Regions from separate parts of the Mus musculus genome. Here regions 2 and 3 are each linked to region 1. A link is a loop called in an ENCODE intact Hi-C map of the cell type or tissue named here. Cell type or tissue: left cerebral cortex. All regions are shown on one strand. Region 1 overlaps Prkaa2 (protein kinase, AMP-activated, alpha 2 catalytic subunit). Region 2 holds the start of Prkaa2 (protein kinase, AMP-activated, alpha 2 catalytic subunit). Region 3 has its middle 13 kb from the start of Prkaa2.

Region 1 (8,000 bases):
CACATGCAGTCGCAACCGGCACTGCTATGCAAGGCTGGCAGTAAACATTAATGTTGGCTCACAAAATACAGGCCTGCAGTCTGATAACGTCTGGATTGGACCTGATTCTGAACAGGTTATGGCTGAAGAAGCTTAATCAAAACTCCATCCAGTCTAGAGTCTAGACTGGGGCCTGTTCCTCACGGTATTACTGTTCAGTAGCATCAACCGCATCATAAATATTCAAGGAAAGGCGCCGCTGATAAAGACGCCGCTGCTAACTTGTTTACATAATCCATATGTATATATACACATACATATATGCATGACTTAAAGCTCATTAACTTAAGTTACGTTTCCAAGTTTAAAAAGGCTTGGTGAACTTCTATCAGAGCCAATAGTGATTAGGTAGCTCAGAGAGACACACTGTATAAAAACAGTGTCATCTCATTTATGCACAAAATTAAAAATGGCCAAAATGAAATTTAGATAAGCCTAGTTCAGCTAGCAGTCACAAACTGTGATCATTTAGATCGGGCTGGGGCTAATTTTCCTCGACAAAGAGCGCCTGGACTTTCAGAATCATGTAGAGGGCCAGGGGATTGAGGTTGAAGTTAAGCCCTTGCTTCTTACACGGGAAGCCTGGGCTCAGTCACCAGTATAAAACTCCCTACACCCAAATCATATAAATACAATTTCAGAAAAAAAAATATGTCCTAGAGATTTTTCTGGATTTTAAGCACCCTCAATAACTTATAAATACTTATAATAAAATCAATATAATCATAAATATTTCACAAAATTACATCTAGTTAGTGCAATCAACTAGCTTTTATAATTAGACTAACTACATTCACTTATAACTACTATATGTCATTCCAGGACTTACAAACAACACACCAGTGTTTATTTTTATTACTTGACTCTCAGATGTTTCACAAACTCTTTCTGTTCAGCCCAGAAGATGATCAACTGCAGTGAGCCTGCTTACTGGACTGGGTACTGCGAGGGAGCACTAGCAGACCTGGAAATGCATGGGCCCCACCACTGCTACCTAGCAGTCATCTTCTAATGAATGCTAAATCCACACCATGTTTTCAGTTTTGCATTCCAGTAGTCCAAGTACTTTTGGTTAGTGTACCTTTGAAATGCCTCGGACTAAGGAAAAAACACTCATACTAGCAAACAAATACATAAAATGTGAACACTCACACTGACGCTCTGAAGTAGTAAACAAGGCATGACTTCAGAGCTCAGAGGGACGATAGCTCTGTGTCCATCCCTTTCATTTTAGGGTTTTAAATTGAGGCCAAGTCCTAGATCACACTTACTATCCAGAGTTTTCAACAGAGTTGCCAAGAACTACTAAGCCATAAGCCCTACTTAACAAGCCACAGAGAACTGAAGGACAAGTTGCCAGACTGAACCAAACACAAAGCAGACAAGTCTACGGGCAGTCTCACATTTAGGTATGAGACTTCACCCTGGGAGTGACCAGGCAGAGCTGTGGTATCTGTGTTAGGTATGTTCCAGGCTGTTAAGTCTTATGAACATCAGTGTGGGGCCCACATTAACTAAGCATGCTTGCATGTTAGCAGAGACTACAGATGAAGCAGTATAAAAATCTGATTCGGTTGTTTACGATTATTTTCCAAATTGTGTTTCATTTCATTTGTATTAAATTTGTGTTCCCTGAGTACAAACTAGCTAAGAAAAGAGTAGATTGAGAATTAAGTAAATATTCTTGAATACTTACTTGCATAAAGTAGAGAATTACTGTGCTACATATACCCAATTCCCTAACACAGAGGGTCTTAATGTTTCTGCTTAGCTTAGGCTCCTAGCTTCTCTCTGCAGATAACCAGATGTTGCAAGGGCCTTTTACAAGAGTTCTTGATCAAAACAGAACCCTAACTTGTGAATGGTTTGGTTTTCTCTCTCCCTGTAGATTTACTTTGAGATAGCTTCAATTTTGGTTTCCTAAATAAAAGGACTTAGAAAACGTTCAGTGGCCATTGAAAAATGAATAAAACTGGCTTGCTATCCATGAAGCCACAACAGAAAGCCACTGCTCTCTTACTCTTCTGGTTTTCCATAAGTAACCTTGTCTAGGACTTTTCAGTCACCCTCTAAGGGAAAAAAAGAATAGATGTTCTACCTAAAAAGCATCATATGATTAGGAAAACCAGCATGTGGTACAAGCCCAGACTCAGGATGACCCTATGTGCATGGTCAATGGAGCAGATCTGAATTAGCATCAGGCTCTGGGGAAGAGGTGTTACTCACTGTCACTAACGACCACACCGTGGCGCTCAGAGACAATCGTTTCTCCTATGTTCTTATGGGATGCTACAGTTCCTTTATTGTTTCAATTTGAAACAAGGTCTTGCTATCTATCTAGTTCTTAGGCCCCAACGTATCTTCCTGCCTCATACTCCCCAGTCGTATTACAGGTAAGCAACCAGACTCAGCAAACGTTTTAAAAGAGTAAACTAGTTTGGGCAAAGTAGGGTTTTTGCAGTTATGTGGGGTCTTTTTGTTTTGTTTTTTTCTCAAAGTCTGCAAGTCTTTCGAGTTAATAGTCACTGTCCTCTGCAAGGTGCAGAGCAGAACACAATGTATTTCAAAATTATTTTGTGGGATTTCTTTGTTTTAGGAAATACTATTTTGGAAACAGATGGACTCCGTTTCCAAGACATACCACATCTATAACTTAATAGTTATTCTCCGCACGATCCAAGAGGATAGGCTGCTCTAAACTCAGTACCTACCATACCCATAGGATTGACTGAAATGTAGGAACTGTAAATTTGCAAAGAATTCTTTCCTTCTCTGTTTCCAAGAGCAACAAATCCCTATGCTGTGACTGAATTCCTGCCTCTGCTTTTCGAGATGAGTCACTGAATTCTCTCTGAAAACCAACTTACTCTATCATCTAGATTCATTAAATAATTATGTCTTAAAATGTTAAAAGAAACAAAATGACCTTCAGTTCTCCTGAAATTCAGCAGGTAACTGTCAACCTGGGTATTCATAATACTGGAATGAATTAAGACAATAGTAAATAACTTTTAGCTCTTGAATAGCATCATAATCATTCATATAAAGTAATTTTGGTTTAAATTCACTAGACTAAAAGCATTCTGCCTCCTTCCTGCCTTCATCACTGTTGTGGATGCTGTTATTAGAGGTAAAGAATCTATTCAGTTCCTTACTTCAAGGCCTTCCATGCCATGATTAGGCAAACATCATAAGGTGATCTCTCCCCCACCCCACAAACAAGGATACAGACACATTTGGAGAAGTCAGAACTATGCCACATTCATAAAACACATTAGATAACCCAGGCAGGACTAAGTATTGGTATTAAAATAACTACTAAAATTACCATCTATTGCCACAAGATGGCAATCTTTCAAAGATTAAACTTAAGGTACCTTAAATTATACACTCTCCTTCTCAATCAGTGGGCAAAGATTCTTTTATTTTACCATTGAGAAGTTGGAGTGATAAATATTGACCATCTTTTTAAAAGAACTACAAAGTTATCTGATGTGATATGATGCAAATTCCTGATTCAAAAAGCTATTTAAAGACAGACAAACTTGTCTTCTGGAATCTCATGAGAAACCTGGTCTAACAGTCTCATTTGCTTCTTGGTAAATAGAAAATATACAATTTTTGGTGAAGAGAAACCTGTCAAGGCAATGTTGCTTTTTTTTTTTTTCAAGAGCTTAATATTTTCTAGGGTGAATCAGATCAATGATTTTTAAAATTACAACATAAATACAATAGATGAATAAATAATTATTAGATAAATTACACATAATTTAAAATACTTTTACCAAAACAACATATAATCAATTAACTTAATCTATCTTGCAATATAGTGCTTTTTTGTCTTAAATTAAAAAAAAAACTTGCACAAAAATGTTTGGTTTTTTTTTGATTAAAAGCACTGATGTGTCAATACATATGTATATATATGTAAACAACACATATACGTATTCCAGGAGAATATACTTTTAAATATTTAAGGCTTCCCTGTCCAATCAGGTTCAACAGTGAAGGTCACAGAGATCAAGCTTTGGAAGTATACAAAGACATGATGGCCAAAGCAAGGTTTTTAGCTAAAGGATTAATGAAAGGGAAAAGCATTGAGCAAGACAGAGGCTCCTGAGGAAGACGGAGGGAGGAGGTGGCATCGATAACAAATGTTAAGGGAATTAGCAAACATGCCAGAGGGCCATGACTGCCGGCCCTCCTCCCAGCTACCCCAGTCTGATAAACACAAACAAGATCATAGAGTAGAATTTTCTTTTAAGAGACTGTTGTTGGTATTTTGCTTGTCTCATTGAACTGTGTACTAATTTTGCATGGTTTTGTTTTGCTTGGTGGTGGTGTGATTTAACTAGGCGCCTTGCACAACTGTCAGGAAGCTGGGAGATTAGGCTCCTGTTATCAGAAACACAGTCTTAATGGCTAATACTAGGCAGTATTTGCAGAAATAATTTAAAAGACTTTGGTTTCTAATATTTAGGGGGACAGGATTTTCAGATTTCTACATTGAAATAATATTTCCCTAACAGTTATTCTATATCTTAATCTTCTTGTGCAAGAGTGCCCAGGCAGCCTAACAGCTGCTGAAGTTTAGGAGGTAAACCGGATTTACGTACAGGAAACATGAAGGAAGGAGGCCCATTGAACCACCCCTACCTCAGCGGGTTCGTTCATCAGTGAGGTGTGCTTGCCATCTACAGCGAATTCACAGGTGTAAGTTAGCAAGCGCCACCACACTCACCCAGTACTACCCATGCAAACTTGTCACAGGCACAGGAGAGTTACAGAGTTCTACGAGTAAACAGAATGCTGGATTTCTGTGTTTTCGGTGATTTCAATAACACTGCATGTCACCTGGGAATGTTCACACCAACTTCTATTGCAGAGCACGTAATACCGAGTGAGATAATAATTTAAAGAGTGTATGTGATTTCACAGGGGGGTGACAGAAAGACAGAGACCAGGGGTGGATAATCAACGAGCTAAAGCAGTGATAAGACTGGCGCACATTTCAAAAAAATCCATGGTGTGACTGCCCAGGCGCGGGGATGCCGAGGACAAAGTGCTGCCAGTCAAAGAGCCAGTGAGAGAGCCAGAAAGGGAGTGGTTCTCAGCTGTGCTGGAATCAAAACTTGACCGTGCTCTGTGGAGGCCCGCAGCAGAACAGGAGCGCTGGGGTGTTGAAGAACCAGACCTCTGCTCCACCACCTCATCTGAAACGACCAAAGAACAGTAAACATAGCAACAGCCGAGTGCTTGCCCGAGTCCTCCCGGGGAAGATGCTGCAGAAGGCGAAGTAAAACCGATCTGAGCAAGGAGCTTAGGAAGGACTGTGATGCTTGTGTTTAGAAGATGCAGCATTTATAAGGAAATGAAAGGGAATATGCATACATCTGAAAAGTCATTACATCCTCGGCAATTTATTTTCTGCTAAGACCACAGGTTTGGTTTTACTTATACTTTGTTTAGATCTGCTTGAAGAGTGGAGGACCCACCCACCATGTCTTTGTGATGATTTTAACACTAGGTCACATTGTGCCAGGTTTTATTTCTCAGGACTCGTTCCTGCTGGCCTCCTTACCATCGATGCTTTTGAAGTCCAGAAGATAGCTCCGACTGTCTACCAGGTAAAGCTGTAAGCTCATTTTCACATAGTTGCCAGTCACTGGGTTTTTTCTTCTTACTCGAAGATGGTATGCATTCACTACCTAAAGCCAGAAATAAATAAAAATTTAAAACTACACAATGTCTCCCATCTTAGCAAAGAACATCAAAAGGAAATATAGGTGAGCAAGAGAAGAACTTATGGCTGACTCCTGTATGTTACAAATAGTTTGGTATATTTAATCCCACCAACAACAGCATTTATTAAAAACTTAGATCCGATAGTCTAGCCTTAACTCAGATATGGATCCTTTCTAGAGTATTAATAATGATCTTAGTTACCTCTTCTTCAATTGTTTTGAAGGAATAACCGAGAACTAAATGTTAGTGGTTTACATCAGGTAGAGCAATAGAACCCAGATACCACACCTCCAGAGGCTGCTGTCAGTACCCAGATACCACACCTCCAGAGGCTGCTGTCAGTACCCAGGTACCACACCTCCAGAGGCTGCTGTCAGTACCCAGGTACCATACCTCCAGAGGCTGCTGTCAGTACCCAGATACCACACCTCCAGAGGCTGTTGTCAGTACCCAGGTACCACACCTCCAGAGGCTGCTGTCAGTACCCAGGTACCATACCTCCAGAGGCTGCTGTCAGTACCCAGGTACCATACCTCCAGAGGCTGCTGTCAGTACCCAGGTACCATACCTCCAGAGGATGCTGTCAGTACCCAGGTACCATACCTCCAGAGGCTGCTGTCAGTACCCAGGTACCACACCTCCAGAGGCTGCTGTCAGTACCCAGGTACCATACCTCCAGAGGCTGCTGTCAGTACCCAGGTACCACAACTCCAGAGGCTGCTGTCAGTACCCAGGTACCACACCTCCAGAGGCTGCTGTCAGTACCCAGGTACCATACCTCCAGAGGCTGCTGTCAGTACCCAGGTACCACACCACCAGAGGATGCTGTCAGTACCCAGATACCACACCACCAGAGGATGCTGTCAGTACCTTCAGAAAACAGAAGCTCAGATAAAGAGGGCTCTGGGTCTTCAGAACGTTGGTCAAACTAGTTTCTAAATTCTTTCCATGGATATTGGAAAAATATTGGCATCTCCTTTTATTTACATATTTATATAATGAGACAGGGTCCCATACTGGTCTTAAATATATATTCTCCTGCCTCAGATTTCATTTCTGAAGTGCTATTACAGTCATGAACCATTATGTCCAGCAAAAAAAAATTTTAATTAAATAAAGTAGCTTCAGAAAAAGGAAATAGGCTTAAATTTAAATAAATATTAAGTTTATTTAATCATGTAAAATAATAAATGAAAGCATACTAAAACTGATCTATTAAAATATATTGAATACTCATATGATAAACTTGAATTTTTTTCTCCTTAATGACTCATACAACAAAACCGTAAGCCATGAATCTGGAAGAGGACAAGTAGGGAAAAGTGGGGGTACTGGGGTTTGGGGAATAAGAGAGAGTTGGGAAAATATCAAGAATTCACTTTATAATGTACAAAGTTGCTAAAAACTAAAATAGGCCTGTTATAGCACATGCCTTTAATCCAGCACTTAGAGGTAGAAGCAGATGGATCTCTATGAGTTCAAGGCCAAACTGGTCTACACATGAGTTCTAGGATAGCCACGATGACATAGTGGACAGGTCCTATCTTGGGGAAAATAGATAAAGAGAGAGAGAGAGAGAGAAACACATCTATCACCTTCAAGAAAAGAGCAACAGTTAAAGGGATATCTCATTTTTTAAAATGTCCCATATATATTCAAATAGAGTTAAACGGCAACAGAATGCTAAATTGAAAAGAAAGTAAAACTATTTGTTGATTGTAGTAAAAATATGCCATAATGAAGTATGATAGTTAATACTGAACAGTGTTGGCTAAAGACCATGGGGTCTCTGAAGTTGTACTGAATGCCCTTTATATCATGAGATGGTTATGCTTCTATGGGAAGAAGAGATGGAAGGTTATAGCTTTGAAATGATATGATCTGGTATGCAGTTGACAACTGTAGACTTGTGATGGTTAATACTGTCATCATGACAAGGTCTACAATCACCTCATGGACACACCTCCAAGCATGTCTGTAAGATATTTCCTAGAAGAGGGAAACTGAAGTGGGAAGGTCTAGCCTAAATGTGGGCAGCACCATTCCATATGCTGGAGCCCTGAACTAAGGGAGGATGTGAACAGAGCACCAGCAGCCATTGCTTTCTGCTTCCTGACTGAACATGGTGTGATCTTCTGCCTCACACCACTGCCTCCATGACACCCTGCTGTGATGGCCTGTGTCCTAGAACAGTGAGACTGAATGAACCTTCTCTT
Region 2 (8,000 bases), 75 kb after region 1:
GGTTAATTTACAAGCTAGGTGGGAATAGGCCTAAGTTAAGCCCTTAAGCATTCACAATAAATATAAGCCCCCGTGTCACTACTCAGGAGCTGGTGATCCCAAAGAAGTTTCCCTTACAAGTAACCACAGACTGGAGCCTCTTAAACACAGCTGAACTACATCTTTGTACCCTTTGAGTTATTTTCCCAAGTATTTTCTCAGAGGAGCAACACACATCCACACACAGAGCTCTGCATGTGAATCTTCATAGAGGCACTCTTTATAACAGCCTATATAGCAAGACAATGTCCAGCAGCTAAGAATGTAAGAGGATGGTGGCACAGACATACAATGGATGATCACACAACAATAAAAAGGAAGAAATCGGCTACATGTTATGCTAGATATGAACCTCAAAAACAAAATACTAGACATAGAGACACCTTTACTCCATGATACCAATTCATCTTTTTCCAGCAAAGACATTTCTTATACATATTAGACATAGATAGTGGTATCTGAGGGTTGTGGGTGTGAATGATATTAACTGTAAATGGCTAAAATAAATGTTCTACAGCTAAGATACAATGATGGTTGTGGTACTTGGCAAAATTACTAAAAACTGTTAATGGTACACTTAAAATCAGTGTTTTTAAAAATATGTAAAACACACCTCAGTATATGTTTTTAAAGCTACATTTGCCTTGGATAGGGGAGGGGCTCAAGAAAGTCCACTCCTAGATGAGAAACTACTTAGGCAGTTCATGGCTGCTCGTGGGGCTGGGGGCAGGGGGCCTCTAGTAGGTTACCTGTGTTCCAGTGGTTGGCTCTATACCCAGGCACAGATTTGCAGATAGATATATATGTAAAGATAGACAGATGTGAAATTGGAATGGAGATTTGGTGGGAGGGCATTAAAGGAGTTGGAAAGAGAAAGGGCAGGGACTCTGATTAAAGCACATTGTATGAAATGTCAAATAATAAATTAAAATGTACTCTTTTTTTTAAGTTTTAGGATTTACTTGTTTTATGTATATGAGCTGTAGCTGTCTTCAGACACACCAAAAGAGGGCAACAGATCCCATTACATGGTTGTGAGCCACCATGTGGTTGCTGGGAATTGAACTCAGGACCTCTGGAAGAGCAGTTTGTGCTCTTAACCACTGGGCCATCTCTCCAGCCCTAAAATGTATTCTTAATACGCATATACTTTGTTTCACCAGCCCCTTGACTTAACAACTACAGCTGTATTGATTACAAACCCACTTGACCTAGCTTAATTTCTGTCATAAAACACCCCAACTAAAAGTGACTTAGGGAAGAAAGGGTTTATTTTAATTCAGTTTCCAGGCTACAGTCCGTTTGAGGGAAGTCAAGGCAGGAACGTGAAGCACATCCTCGGTCACCAGCAGAGAGAGAGAACACATGCAGGCAGGCCTGCTCATCATGCTCGCCCATCCCTCTATACTTAACAGAGCGCAGGACCCAAACTCAGGGAACAGTACTGCCCAGAATGGGGGAGGGCTTCCCACTTGAGCATGCGCAGAAGCTAACTGGATCTAAATAATTCTTCATTAAGCTTCCCTTCCTAGGTGTTTCTTCCTTGTGTGCATTTGACAATTAATAGTAACTATCACACCACATAGGGAATATCTCTTTAGGGAAGATAAAATGGTCAGGAGAAATCCAAACAGCTCGTTCCAGCAGGGTTCTCCAGGAAAAAGATTTTTCTCATAAGCCAAAGGTCCCTTCTGCTCCATTTATATTTTAGGAAGCTGGCGCTTAGAAGCAGACAGAGACTATAACCAAATATTTTCGAACTATCCCTTGACAATGGCCTGAGAAATCAGATCGGGTATTCCACTCTACATCAAGAGGAAAAAAAAAAAAGCAAGCGCAAACAAAAGCACTTAGCAGAACATGAAAGCATATAGGCTAAGTTATATAACTTACCCTAAATGGCAAAGCAGCCGTTTGCATAACTTTGCAATGCCACAGCAAAGCAGTTCTCTGCAAAGATGGTGGCAACATCATTATCTAATCTCTATCATTATCATCTCCCAACTATCCACAACTCTTACAAGATCCCAACTTCACAAGACTTCAAAGAATTTTACAAACATTTTAGGTCTTTACAAAAATACCCACTCCGTGAGGCCACGTGGCACCTTAATATAATCTGCCAACCTCACAAAAGGCTCCATCCTTCCTTCCCCTGTTCTCCTTTCTCAATAGGAGGGGGCCATATACTTTTCACATGTATTCTGATTGTCTTTCCCTCATAGCGAGTAAGTCCCAGGAGAGCTCAGGTTTTGCTCTTTCCTAGAACTCCGTTGCCCAGAACAGTTCCCCGCATGTGGTGAGAGCATTCAGTGTTTTCTAGTTGTACAAACCGGTATTAGATACACCAAGAGGAGTTAATCCTCGCAGGAATGAGGAGTCTCTCCCTTCTATTCAAACCTTCACTGGAGGTTAAAATGTAGAAAATAAGCCTCAGCATAAAATCCCCAGACTGCTTACCCGATATTTATTCAACAACAACAAAAGGCTAATGTTTCACTTTTAATTCCCAACTTGCTACCAAGTATTTTTTTTAACAAGAGCTGTAGTTCTGTTAAAAGGACGGGTAATCAAACCCCATGTGACTCTTATTAACTAATAAGAAAGCAAAGCAAAGTTTAATACTTAACTAGTTTAGTGCAGTGTGACATTTCAAAAGCAACCAGTTTTTTTCCAAAACCCCCAAAGCAGTCCCTTCACCAACAAACATACCCCTTGCCTAAGCAAGTCTGACCTCTTGGGGACCCAAAGTCGATCACCAAGCAACATTTTCTCCCAGACCCTGACCACAGAATCCTTCCTTGAACCAATCAACCTACAGAGCTAGGGGTTCTCCTAAATTCTCTGTCCAACCCGCTGCATTCCAGCGTTTTCACACACCCAGCAGAGGGACTTGGCACCTCTCTGCTATGGGCATGCCCCTGGTCAACTCCACCATCAAAGGACTGGGACAGGGAAGAATCTGGGAAAGGCAGGGACCTCATCAGCAAGGCCAAAATTGGAGGACATCTTAGACCTCACCCTGAATCTGCCAATTCTCTGTGACCTTGGGCGTGTCTCTGAAGCCTTGGAGCTCGAGTTCTCTCACCTTTAAGGTGAGGACCGCACCCGGCCGGTGCCACGTTAAGGATTAAGTGTGACCACAGATGAGGCTCCACGCAGAGCACTTGGCACCAGTGGGAGACCCCCTCCCAATTCGCGGCGGGCGCCGTGACTCCCCCATCCTCCCCACGCTTCGGGGCCCTTCGGACTGGGCCAATCGCCCAATTCTGCAGACAAGCGAGCTGAGGCATAGAGAAAAGACAGGGCGCTCGGAGGCACCCCCCGCCAAGGCACACCCCATAACCGCTGGTCCCCCCGGACCCACGCCCGGGCTGCGGCTCCAGGTGCTTGTGCCCCGGGCTCGCCCGCGAGCGCTCCACCTGCCACCCGGCCTCGCTCGCGCCTGCCCGCCCGCCCGCGCCGCTGCACTCACTCTTCACTTTGCCGAAGGTGCCGACGCCCAGGGTGTCCCCCAGGACGTAGTGTCCGATCTTCACCCGCCCGTCGTGCTTCTGCTTCTCAGCCATGTTCGGCGCACGGGCTCCCCCTGCCGCGGGCTCTGAGCGCCGCCGCCGCTACCGCTGCCGCCGCCGCTACCGCCGCCACCGCCGCCGCCGCCGCCTACCCACAGTGCAGCGGGCCCGGGGGGCGGGACGGGGACGCCCGGGGCGCGGTGGGGAGAGCGCAGCCCGGCGCGTGTGGACGCAGGCTGGGGGAGCAGAGCCGAGGCGTCCCGAGAAAAGCCCAGGGCGGTGAAGATGGAAGGGATGAATCTGAGCGCGACCGAGATGGAAGGAGAATCTGAGGAGAAGTGGGGGTGACGGGGTGTAGACCGTGAGCCATGCCTCGGGACCAGAGGGCAAGGCGCTGGAGAGGGCGGCCCGCCCCTAGCCCCTGGCACGCTCCCCCTAGCCAAGGTTTGTTTGTCTGGGAACGTTCTAGTCCGTACCCTCTTCAGATGGCGTCCCATTGTTTTGTAGTTCCTGGTCGTGTTATTGTTAGGTCTCAACCCCCAGACAAACTGCCAACGGAGACGCCTAGCATTAACATAGCAAAGGTGACGTGACGCTGGTTCTCTCAGCATCCCTTAGTCCCCACCTGGTATAGGGTCCTCCTGCCTGGCATACCCTGACCCCTACCCTGAACTCTCCAGCCCGGGGACTGAGCTGCCCCTTCCCTCAGGTCCTCTGATCCCTAGATAATTCAGCCATTTTGGCTGTGCCAGTTTCTTAGCCCAGGCCACCCACCCCTCTTAGGCTTGGCTCCTCTCTTGCTCTCCCTCCCTCTCTCTCCTCACATGGCCCTGCTGAGTCTGACCATGTGTCTCTGCCTCTGCTTCTGCCTGTATGTTCATTTTATCTATAACAGGCCTTCCTCATTGTGTTAGTTAAAGCTTTTATTGTTGCGATAAAACACCATAACCAGAAAGCAAGTTGGGGAGGGCAGGGTTTATTTTTTACACCTCCACCGCACTGTTCATCATTGAAGGAAGTCAGGACAGGAACTCAATGCATGGAACCTGGAGGCAAGAGCTGATGCGGAGGCCATGGGGGGTTGGGGAGGGGTTGCTGCATACTGGTTGGCTCATCAGGGCTGGTCCAGCCTGTTTTCCTACAGACCCCAGGACCACCAGCGCAAGGATGGAACCACCCGCAATGGGCCCTTCCCCACCAATCACTAATTAAGCCTTACAGCTGGATTTTCTCAGTTGAGGTTCCCTCCTTTCAGATGACCTTGTGTCAAGTTGCCATATGACAAGCCAGCACATCCACCATACCCAGGAGCAGTTATGGTCTCCTTTTATTTCTTTTCTTCATTCAGTTATATAGACAATCGTGTTATAGAGATAAAAGACATTCTCTTCAGGACTCTCAATTCTAACTCATTTGAACAAAATTTCCCAATAAATCATAGACACAGCCCTAAGTATATTTCAGCACTTGCATACATGTGTGTAGATATGCATTATATACGGGACAAGGGAGAAATACTAAAAGAAATAGGAAATAATTTACATGTGCAGGTAAATGTAGAACATAGACAAAACACAGAAGGGATCAAAGAATTGTGGGAAACAAAATGATGTAAAAACACATTAAAGAAATGAGTGTATTGAGGATGGAAGTAAAAAATAATAATAATAATAATAAAAGGGAATCCAAAGCATGCCCAGAGTGTTACCAGTGGGCAAATCACTTATGAGCAAGCAATCTCTTCCTCCCGGCTCCCCTCACTCTTCCCCTCCCTTTACTTAATGTTAGCCGACCTTGCCATAGCTGAAGATTATTTGCTTCCTATACAGAAATATGAAGACTCATGTGACTTCCATTTAGCAGTTCCCTGCACTCATACAAACGTGCTTCAAAACATAAATACTTAAAAAAAAAAAAACATAAATACTTGCAGCTTTTCCCATAAAAAAATAATTTAGAAACACAAAGAAAAGGGATTATTTGCTGTTTGGGGATAAATTATTAAAGGTTAGTCAAACATCTGTGACACTGTGCATGCCGATAGAGTTTCATAGTCACATGCCTCGAACGTGAAGCCTCAAGTCACGCTGTTTGTATGTAAAGAGTGAACCGGGAACTGGGTATGACACAACTTGTTTCCTGAGACCTAGTAAACATACAGCTGACCAACTGGTGTGTCCACCATGGCGATCTGATGAGAGATGATCTCGGCGTATAAATTATAGACATCACAGCTGTCGGACATGGGCTATTTTTGTTCATCCTGCAGATCACCTTTCCTGCTGACAAGAAGATCTCACTTATGAGTCCCAACCTCGATGGCAAATTTGAGAAAGCTTCCCCGGGCTATTTTTAAGGCTGAACTTTTATTTGGTTAAAGACCATTCCTTTGCTAGTCCTTCAGATGAGGAAGCTGAGATAGCTCTTCTGCTGAGAGTCTGTGTTGTCCTAATAATCTAATAAATGATGTTGAGGAGTCTTTAAATTGTGAAGCTACACGAAGAAAAGCTATAAACTGAGATCTTAAAGCATGTTGAATTGTCGACTCACTGGCAATTAAAGTTTCATTGTTATTACACTAACCTTATAGTTTTATGCTAAGCATAAGCAATACTTTCTTGATTAAGAAGTTCATTTAGTCTCAGCTATTTGTCATCAAGGAACATTATTGTCCCCGTTTTATAGATGATAAAGCTCGATTTTCCCTCTGTTATTTTTCCCCCAAGGCTATAAAGCTAAAGTCAAAGCCAGCCAGACTCAGATCCAGTTCCAACCTGCCCTCTTCCTTCCAGTTCATTACAGCTGGAATCCCATGATGCTCTGAGAGAGTTCCAGTATGTTCATTGCCAGAGACCCCTTCAGACACTTTTATTTCTAGAGCAGAGCAGTGTTCAATCCTGTTGGTGCTTTCTTTAGTGGGAAGTAGAATGTTAGCTGGGTGTGGAGATGGGAAGGTCTTTAGTGGTAATACACTCTTCGGGTGCCCTGTGTACTTCATGTGTAAATCTGAGGCTGCCTCACCCTTCTCAGCAATGCAGAATTCTGTACTAAATGGCTGGATCTCCTTGTGCCCCTAGGATACTCACCTGAGAACATTGTAATGCACTCTATCCTATTTTATTAGTTTGCAGTGGTGTTCCAGTGCTGCTGTGACTTAGATTCATAGCCTAGGTTCTGACCACGGGTCTAGCTGTTCTGACCACTGATTTAGCTGTTACTGCTTTAGTTCTCAACAATTAGACCGTTGCCATTTTTTTTCCTCCAAATATTCTAAAGCAGGACCTGAATGGATAACTGGAATACTCCTAGACCAGTGGTTCTCAACCTTCCTAATGCTGGGGCCCTTTATACAGTCCCTCATGTCGTGGTAACCCCCGACCATAAACTTATTTTTGTTGCTTCCTCATTACTGTAATCTTTCTGCTGTTATGAATCATAATGTAAATATCTGTGTTTTACAATGGTCTTAAATGACTCCTGTGAAAAAGTCATTCAACCCCTCCCTCAAGGGGTCGTGACCCACAGGTTGAGAAACGTAATACTAGACTATATTAGATTGCATTCGTGTCATCAAATATATACAGCAAGGTATCTCCAAGTTCAGGACATTGTAAAAAATAAATTAACTATCCAACCAGTACTGGAATTATAGGTGCTCACTACTGCACCCAGGGTTTTTTTTTGGGGGGGGGGTTGGTTTTAATTAATTAATTTATCCACTTTGCATCCTGATTACTGTCCTCTTCCTGGTCGCCCCTACACACATAGTTCCCTCCCCCACCCTCCCTCCCCTTCTCCTCTGAGAGGGTGGAGGCCCCCTCTGGGTATCTCCCCACCCTGGCACATCAGGTCTCTGCAGGGCTAGGTGCACCCTCTCCCACCAGAGGCAGACAAGGGGCCATTGGGGCAGCATATTCCACAGACAGACAAGCAACAGCTTTAGGGACAGCCCCCGCTCCAGTTGTTGGGGATCCACATGAAGACTGAGCTGCACATCTGTCCTTTGATTGCACCCAAGTTTTTACTTGGATGTTGGAGAGATGCACTCTCCGACTTTGATCAAGGGGTTTACTCTGTTTCTCTTTATGGGCCTCACTGCTCATATTTCATGCTAGTACTCCAGTAATTGTCAAGCCTATTCGAGTATAAATGTCCAGTAATGTATTAATAGGTTTTAATACATATGAAATTGACATTTTCATAGCCCGTTTGCTTTGTGTAGGGCCTAATGGAATTTAATATATCCTCCTAGAAATTTTTGTTCAAAAATAGAGAGGAGGGCACAGTTTCATTTTATACCAACTTAGGATAGTTATGCCTGGTTATCAGTGTGATTGATTGATTGTGTTAGAAAGTGTTTCTCAGTGTGTCTGTGAAGGTGTTGACAGGAGCATTTCTTTCTTTCTTTTACTTTTTTCTTTTTCTTCCTTTTTTGTTGTTGTTTGA
Region 3 (8,000 bases), 88 kb after region 1:
TTGTAGACCAGATGAGAGCTGATATAGGTTTACTGGGATGGTCTAGTGCAGATGAAGAAAGGCACTAAAATACAGTAGAAAGACTGAAGATAGTACATAAGGTTGCTGGTGGCTGAATGAAATGTATAAAGATCAAAAAGAGAAGAACCAAAAACTTGGCTCTCAGGGGCTTGAACCTAAGGCCTCCTCTACTGGGCAGCCTCTCTTCCATGTCTATAGCTCAACTGAATGTTTTTCCTTTTGATTTTACAAAAGGGATATAATTTTTTTTTCTGAAAAATTAGGGATGGGAAGGGAATTGTTAGATGACAAACTTCTGCTTCAACTGTGGTAAGTTCATAATGCCTTATAGGAATCCAGCAAGGCTTGTGGTCAACCGCAAAAGGGCACAATGGAGAGGAAGGTCTATCTAATCTCAAAATGTAAGTACATGTTCACTTTTTTCTCAGTACTCTGACGAGGTAGCTGATAATAGCAACTTAAGGAAAGGTTTGTCTTAGCTCACAGTTGAGGGTGTGGTTCATTATTCTGCAGAAAGGTGAGGCAGCTTGTTAGACTGCATCCACACTTGGGAGGTATTGGGGGGATGAGGGTAGACTCCCTCTTTCCTTTTCCATGGAACAGTGCTACCCACATTTAGGATGAATCTTCACACTTCAGTTAACTTGGTCTAGAAATTCCTTTACAAATAAGCCCAGATGTTTGCCTCTTTGGTGATTCTAGATCCTGTCAAGTGGACAATAGTAACCATGACGGCGTTTCAGAATCATCCACCTTTATACGCAGGACTAGAGTTCAGTCTTGGATTTACTTTGGAAGTGAATATAGAGAGCAAAGGAAGAGATAGCAGGATTTATTTATTCCAGATTTGGAGACATGGAAAAGAAGAGGTGCCATCGAAGGTCTCTAAGGAATGCCCACTGAGTTAGGTGGAAACTTAAGATGTGTTACCAGTTATTTCAAGACACTGTTATCTACTCTATCTAATGCAGCCAAGATATCAGAGGTCAAGATAATGGAGAGTTTCTAATGGGTTTGATGACTTTGACAAACCACAAGGAAAGTAATGAAGATGAACTTGTAAGTGAAATTAGTTTCTGGAAAAAAGGGAAGAAGTATATCTATTAAGTTGGCTATGAAAAGGAGCAGAGATGTATTTGAGGTGTGGGTATTCCTGCCTCTGTGTGTGTGTGTGTCACACATACACCCTGCACTCATTTGTGCATGCATGGTGCATGTGTGGATGTGGGAAGAGTGTTGGTCCTTGTCTTCCATCTTGTCGGAGGCAAGGTCTTTGGTTGTTTTCCCACTGCACATGCCAGGCTAGCTGGCCCGTGAGCTTCTGGGATTCTCTTGTCTCTGCCTCATCTTCCTATGGGAATGCTGGGATTGCAGGTGTTTGTACTTTGCATCTGGCTCTTTTTTTTTTTTTTTTTTTTTTTTTTTTTAAAGGTTGGGTCTGAGAACAGGAACATAGTCCTCATGCTTAGGCAGCAAGTACTTTTACCCAGGGAGCCATCTCCCCAGCTCCACATATTTGAATTCAACTATGAAGACAGTAGCAATAGCAAATAAATAAGTGGAGACAAAGAGAGTTCTTGTTTGATTTTGTTTTTTTAAGATGAAGAAAACTATAGCATGTTGGTATGCTGATGGGCTTGCCCAAGCTGAAAGGGAAACCTGCTAATGTATAAAAGAGTGAGTAACCTGAGAACAGGTAGCAATCCTCTCAGTGTGACAGCCCTCCCGGGCTTCATCACTCTACTCTCCAGGAAACTGCACTCCAGTGAAAACCGTGTGTAGTCAGTAAATTTAAAAACTGAACTAAGCGCTATGCCAAGTGCCTGGGAAGGACCGACTACACAGTGCAGAGCAATGCATTAGAGGCTCTTGCTCTCCATCAGGGATCGAATGATGAGAACTCATTCTAGTGGAAGCCTCTATAAGGAAGGAGGCGAAGGGGATGGAACTGAGAAATAAAGAGGATAAACAGAAACTGATGAATACTTATGGGTAAGGGGAAAATGGCTTTCTGGCTCAGTAGTGCAGGAGGATGGATCACATGAAGCACGTTTTGTAGCTTATCACTCCCTTCCCCAAACGTGTTCAAAGACTTTATGTTACCTAAAGATTAACATGCAAAGATAGGTAGCCTAGTCTAGGCACCTCTTAAATCAATCGTCTGGGTGTGCTTTTTATTTTATTTTATTTTATTTTACTTTACATACTTCCTTAGAATTCAAAACCATAGTGGGCAAAATTCAGCTTGAAAAAAAATCACTACAAAATAATTTTCCATCGAAAGTCTAAATGTATGGTTTCTTATGATGTGTGGTCCTGCCAGCTTTGACTCTTACCTTATTTTTCCTGATGCAGCAGTTCTAATAGTCTAACAATGTGTTGTTTAATAATCAATACCTATGTCAAACTCCCTTCAGTTCTGCTTTGAAGTCTGCTTTTCCCTACTCTTGCTATCAGGGTTAAATTCCCTTCTTTGATACTCGTCACAATCTACTTCACAGACATCTCCATGTCTCTCGAAACTCACCTCCCTCGTGAATCCGTCCCTCACACGCCCACATACAACCAATCAGTCTGTCTTTAGCAACACCATCTGCCTTGAGTATATTTAATTAAACCCACCATTGGATCTGCCTGTTCCATGTCCAGTCACCATCTGCCAGGCCCTTGAGAGCAAGCACAATAAGCATGGTCCTGGATCCTTAGGAGCTAAATAAAGGAGTGGCACATGGGTGAAATTGAAGTTCCGGCAGAGCTTTTTCCTCAGTTTCCTGTCTCTTTAATTTAGAATTCCAGCAACAAAGAGTGCTGTGACATTATGCTCATTCTATCACACGCTCCTCTGCCTCCTCCTCCTCCTCTTCCTCTTCTTCTTCTTCTTCCTCCTCCCCCCTCCTCTCTTTCAGGTGTATGTGTCCTCTGCCCAAAATAATCAGGGGCATGACTTGTATCCTGATCATTTCATGTCTCTAGCATCTAGCTACTCAGTAAATGTCCCAGCAATGAGTTGTTTCACGGTGATCGGGTGGCTTTACCTTTTCAAGTCATCGTGCAATCGTGCTATCCTTTCTCACCATCACAGAGAACCTCTTGGTTATTCCTGGCAGAGATCAACCTTGACGCTGCGGAGAAAGATCTGTATCACTTTTGTTCTTAGACTTTTCTAGACCAGTTCTTCATTCTGACTGACTATAAAACCCTAGCCTTCCTCTCCGCCCCCCCACACACCACGAAACCAGCTCTTTTCATTGTATCCCTATTCATTTGCCACAACTCTATCCTCCCCTACTAACAGAACCATAAACCAAATACAGCTGCCTCGATCTGATGATTTTTATATATATTTTTTCTGTTAAACAATCAATAAGCTATTGCATTTACACTATTGTTAATACTTATAACTGCCGCTTGCCCTGCTGAGAATGCTTATATTATAGTCATTTTTAAAATATTTGGTAAATTAATAATGGAAGGAATGTTATTTTCACTGTCAAATGAAAGGCTGTGCCTCTTATGCAAAATTAGTTCACTCATATTTATAACTGTTTACATCCAAGAATTTATTGGTACAGACTAGAAGATACTGTCCTTCATGAACTAATTTCTAAGTAAAATGATAACTTTAGGGCTGGTGAGATGGCTCAGCAGGTAAGAGCACCCGACTGCTCTTCCAAAGGTCCTGAGTTCAAATCCCAGCAACCACATGGTGGCTCACAACCATCCGTAACAAGATCTGACTCCCTCTTCTGGTGTGTCTGAAGTGTACTTACATATAATCAAAAAATAAATCTTTAAAAATAATAATAATAACTTTATGTTATAAAGTATTCTTGTACCCGAAGCCTATGATAGCTCGGGCAGCAAACAGAAACGTGGCAGGTGCTGAGTTTCCCTTGTGGTTTGATGAAGTTCTACCTTCTCTGCATACTGCAGAACCCAAGTGACCCATACTTGCGCTAGCCGGTCCTTGGTGAACTTGTCCATCTGGCGCCCTCTGCTGGCCTCCTGAGCTTTGATGGACTTAAGTTTTCCTCGCCTAGGGACTATCCTGAACAGTAACAATTAATTACCCAAGGAGCTAAAGGGGTCTGCAACCCTATAGGTGGAACAACAATATGAACTAACCAGTACCCCCAGAGCTCGTGTCTCTAGCTGCATATGTAGCAGAAGATGGCCTAGTCAGCCATCATAGGGAAGAGAGGCCCCTTGGTCTTGCAAACTTTATATGCCCCAGTACAGGGCCAGGAAGTAGAAGTGAGTGGGAAGGGGAGCGGCGGGGAAGAGATATGGGAGACTTTTGGGATAGCATTTGAAAATGTAAATGAAGAAAATACCTAATAAAAATTGGGGGGGGGGGAGGCTGTCTTTTACTTGACAGCCCCTTACAATGCAGAAGCCATATCAGAATTTCCAAACAATGAGTCCACGGTGCTCAGGATGTCATTTGCAAGCTGCCACAGCAGTCATGCTTGCACGCCACAGAGTGGCTCCAGTCACGGGCCCTCTCACAGCCTGGGTCACACGCTGGTCCTAAGGAACATCTGATCGCCTAGAGCCTGGAGGAAACTTTTCTTTCTCCCACGTTGTGTTTCAGTGGTGTTTTCACTCCAGTGCCTCAGAAAGGTTCTCCCATTGCAGAGGGAGAAGTGGGAAGAAGTGGGGAGAAGAAGGTGCGCTGGGAGGAGATCCTTGCAAACGTGACATTTGGTATTTCAGCTTTAGTTCCCTTGAGAATTGTGGGCGGCATCCACAACGCAACCCTGCTTTGGTTTTTTGTTTTGTTTTGTTTTGTTTTCGTTATTGAATCCACCTGTTGGTTCAAGGAGATTAACAATTATAACATTTCCAGTACACTAGATTGTAGGTGGAGTGCAGAAAAGCTCAGAAACTACTGCCTAAAAAGAAATTTGCTTGAGGTGGTAGCACACACTTTAATCCCAGCACTTGAGAGGCAGAGGCAGGCAGATTTCTGAGTTCGAGGCCAGCCTGGTCTACAGAGTGAGTTCCAGGACAGCCAGGGCTATACAGAGAAACCCTGTCTAGAAAAAACAATACAAAACAAACAAAAACAAAAAAACTTTAAATTTTTTGTTTGGGGAACAATGAAAACAATAGCTTTGGGAAGTTCTTATTTTGTTTTACAATTCATTTTCATTGTTATGAAGTTTAGGTCTACTTCTTTTGATACAAAAGACTTTCCCAGGACCCATATTCTCAGGGCTCTTTCCAAAACAGGTATGTACATGTAAAGTCATTTTTTGTTTGTTTTTCGAGACAGGGTTTCTCTGTATAGCCCTGGCTATTATCCTGGAACTCACTCTGTAGACCAGGCTGGCCTCGAACTCAGAAATCCGCCTGCCTCTGCCTCCCGAGTACTGGGATTAAAGGCGTGCGCCACCACACCCGGCTAAGGGTACATTATTAACTGCTGTGTATTTCAGACTCAAACATCTTCCACTGAGTGCTTGCCACAAGGGTCCTCTGCATGGCTCTCCTCCTCATTCCTGGGCCCTTACTTCGCCTCTTAGTTAACCACTGAAGTCTTCTCTGCAGTTTTGAAAGCTGCCCATTTCCCATTGCATCTCTGTCCAAACTCTTAAACAAACCAACAAATAAAAAAAAAAACAAAACCCTCTTGCTTATTTCACAAGTTTAAAATTTATTTTACAAAGTTTGGATTCATTCAGAAAACCCCAGGCCTTTCTCATGAAAGAGTTGCCAAAGTGTCTAAGGAAGAAGGAACATGCCATTCTGGCAACGCCAACCCCTGACAGCATTTTCTCAACACTGAATAAAGAGTGCTCTTTTCTCTAGGTCATGGAAGAGAGTGGCGTAAACATTTATTTGTGGATTGGCAATTGAATCGCAGGTACTGAGAGGTATCAGATGAGGCGCTTTTTCCACTGGCTATAGAGAAATGAGTAGCTTATATGAATTGGAGAAATGAATTCCTAGTTTGGCTAATAGCACATTCTACACCTTGTTTCCTGCTCAATCAATGGGGCATTTTTGTGGAACTAAGCCAAAGAGTTTTATGAATAGTTCTTTACTTTGCTCCATCTGTTAGGAACATTTTTTTTCAAATATAAATGAAAAATAAATCCCTTACAAAAATGTGTGTGTTCTCAGTCTGCTGCTGGGAGCTCAGTGCTTGGCTTTTCGGCATGGTGTCTTAGTTGAGTCTGCATCTGCTAGAACACTCCTAATAGAGACGATCTGTAGACAGAAACACCTTGTTCTTATTGTATTGAAAATATTTCTCAGGTTTAAGTCAAGACTTCCAATATTTCAGCTGTTCACTATTTGGGGAAGGATAGAGATAGGGTCTTGCTATATATAGCCTTGGCTAGCCCGGAGCTCACCACGGACTTGAATTCCAAGCAATCCCCCTGCCTTAACCTTTTGAGTACTGGGACTATAAGCACATACCACCATGCCTGCTGTGTAAACTATTTTTAGTTACTATGTTTCCCTTACTATAGAGTTAAGATCCTTAATTAAAATCATCTCTGCTGGTAGGGGAACGGCTCAGTCAAACCAAAGAACCTATGTGAAAAAGACCAGGAATGTGGGGTGGTCTGCGATTACAGTTCCAACACTGGGAAGGCAGAAGTAGGAGGATCCTTGGGGTTTGATGGCCAGCTACTCTATGATGGCCAGCTACTCTAGGCTAACTGATGAACTCCAGGCCAAGAGAGGCTCCGTCTCAAAAGAGGTAGATAGCATTCCTGAGGATGGTCCCCAGGGTATCTTCATGCCTCCACATGCAAGCACATGAGTGCAGATAGAGAACACATACTCACATGAAAATATTCATCACAAGTTGTTGCTTCATGAGATAAGCCATGTGGGTTTTGGATAATTAACTCAGTCTACACTGTTACTACATTTTTATGAGTAATAAAAAATATACAGCAAAGTCACTTGACTAAGAATTAACAAATCTTTGACCTAAGAATTGACATTTATCGGAATGTTCAAAAGTAATCATGAGCAATTAAGTTTCCTGTATCAAGATGACTCAGCATGTAAAACTCATGAGCAAAATCTGTTTTCTTTGAGAGTAGATACATTAAAACAATATTTGCTATGTAATCTATCGAAAACAGGCAGCAGAATTGGAAGGCTGTAGTCTGGGAGAGCGGGGGAATTGCAGAAAAGATGCTTCAATATTATTTCTGGATGACTTGTAAAGATGCAATTTTGTATAATCTATTTCCTCGCTTCACTGTGAAGTTCAAATCGTGAAAATACACAATGGAGCCAAGGGAGTTCAGCAATCATTTTGTAGATATTGAAATGTTTATTATATGTTGAATGGTAATAGAAACCAGTTTGCAGTCTACTGTTTCCATCTTCTTTTCTTTTCTTTTTTTTTTCTTTTTGGAATTATATCAGCTTTCTCATTCCTTTACATTATTATCTGTTCTTTGCCGTAAAGTCACTGCATTACACAGCCTATTTGAAATCTTTTTAATAGCCTACTAGGATAACAGTTCTCCTGACAAGTTAATAAATACATAATGTCAATCTCCATAGCTTTTCACAATAAACAAATCACAAGAGATAAGTGTAAGAAGAATCTGACTCAACAACTGATGTTCGTTGGTAGCATAGTAAATGGATAGTGAATATATCCCTGAGATATTTCCAAATGTAGAAAAACTCTTTTCACGGATTGCATGCTTTCTGTCTCTGTGTTTATCAGCAAGAAAATAGTGTATATCAAACAAAAGGTATTCATTTCCATTTATTTAAAATAAGACAGCTTCACTGGTATTTTAAAACTGCTTAGCAGATAGGAGTCTTCCAGTTGAAAGCCAGCTGATTTCTTTAAGTCCTGTGACCGATGTGTATGGTGCCTTCAGTAATAGAGCCTTGTCATCAAGTTCTGATGGGCAGTCAGGATAACGACAGTAGCCTTCATTTTTCTCTGGGATTCCTTCCCCCGTTGTGCCCAACCTACATCTTGAATGGAA

Evidence for each region. Peaks named below come from ENCODE experiments on the same cell type or tissue, not always from the same donor. Only the 100,000 strongest peaks of a DNase experiment are listed, where the experiment ranks them.
Region 2: a loop joins it to region 1, with 4 times the contacts of the local background. A loop is called at or near these places in 14 of 42 quality-filtered maps.
Region 3: a loop joins it to region 1, with 6 times the contacts of the local background. A loop is called at or near these places in 25 of 42 quality-filtered maps.

Annotation. Positions count from the first base shown.
Region 1 is chr4:105,031,079-105,039,078 of GRCm38, forward strand. Prkaa2 (protein kinase, AMP-activated, alpha 2 catalytic subunit) reads right to left here. Exons shown (of 9, transcript NM_178143.2): 8 at 5,621-5,747; 9 at 1-5,252. The coding sequence ends at 5,014. Among named protein-coding and RNA genes, the nearest start is that of Gm52670, 16 kb to the left of the region's middle. In left cerebral cortex, CTCF peaks have their summits at 2,276 and 3,387 (motif pointing right); DNase peaks (open chromatin) are centred at 236, 2,272 and 2,865; H3K27ac peaks cover 430 bases.
Region 2 is chr4:105,106,191-105,114,190 of GRCm38, forward strand. It overlaps Prkaa2 (protein kinase, AMP-activated, alpha 2 catalytic subunit), which reads right to left and starts at 3,708. Exons shown (of 9, transcript NM_178143.2): 1 at 3,515-3,708. The coding sequence starts at 3,608. Gm36893 (a long non-coding RNA gene) reads left to right here and starts at 3,708. Exons shown (of 2, transcript XR_376484.4): 1 at 3,708-3,998; 2 at 5,824-6,132. In left cerebral cortex, a CTCF peak has its summit at 3,624; DNase peaks (open chromatin) are centred at 1,571, 1,992, 2,137, 2,966 and 3 more places; H3K4me3 peaks cover 3,589 bases; H3K27ac peaks cover 3,722 bases.
Region 3 is chr4:105,118,658-105,126,657 of GRCm38, forward strand. No RefSeq gene overlaps it. Among named protein-coding and RNA genes, the nearest start is that of Prkaa2, 13 kb to the left of the region's middle. In left cerebral cortex, a CTCF peak has its summit at 4,019 (motif pointing left); DNase peaks (open chromatin) are centred at 2,629 and 4,015.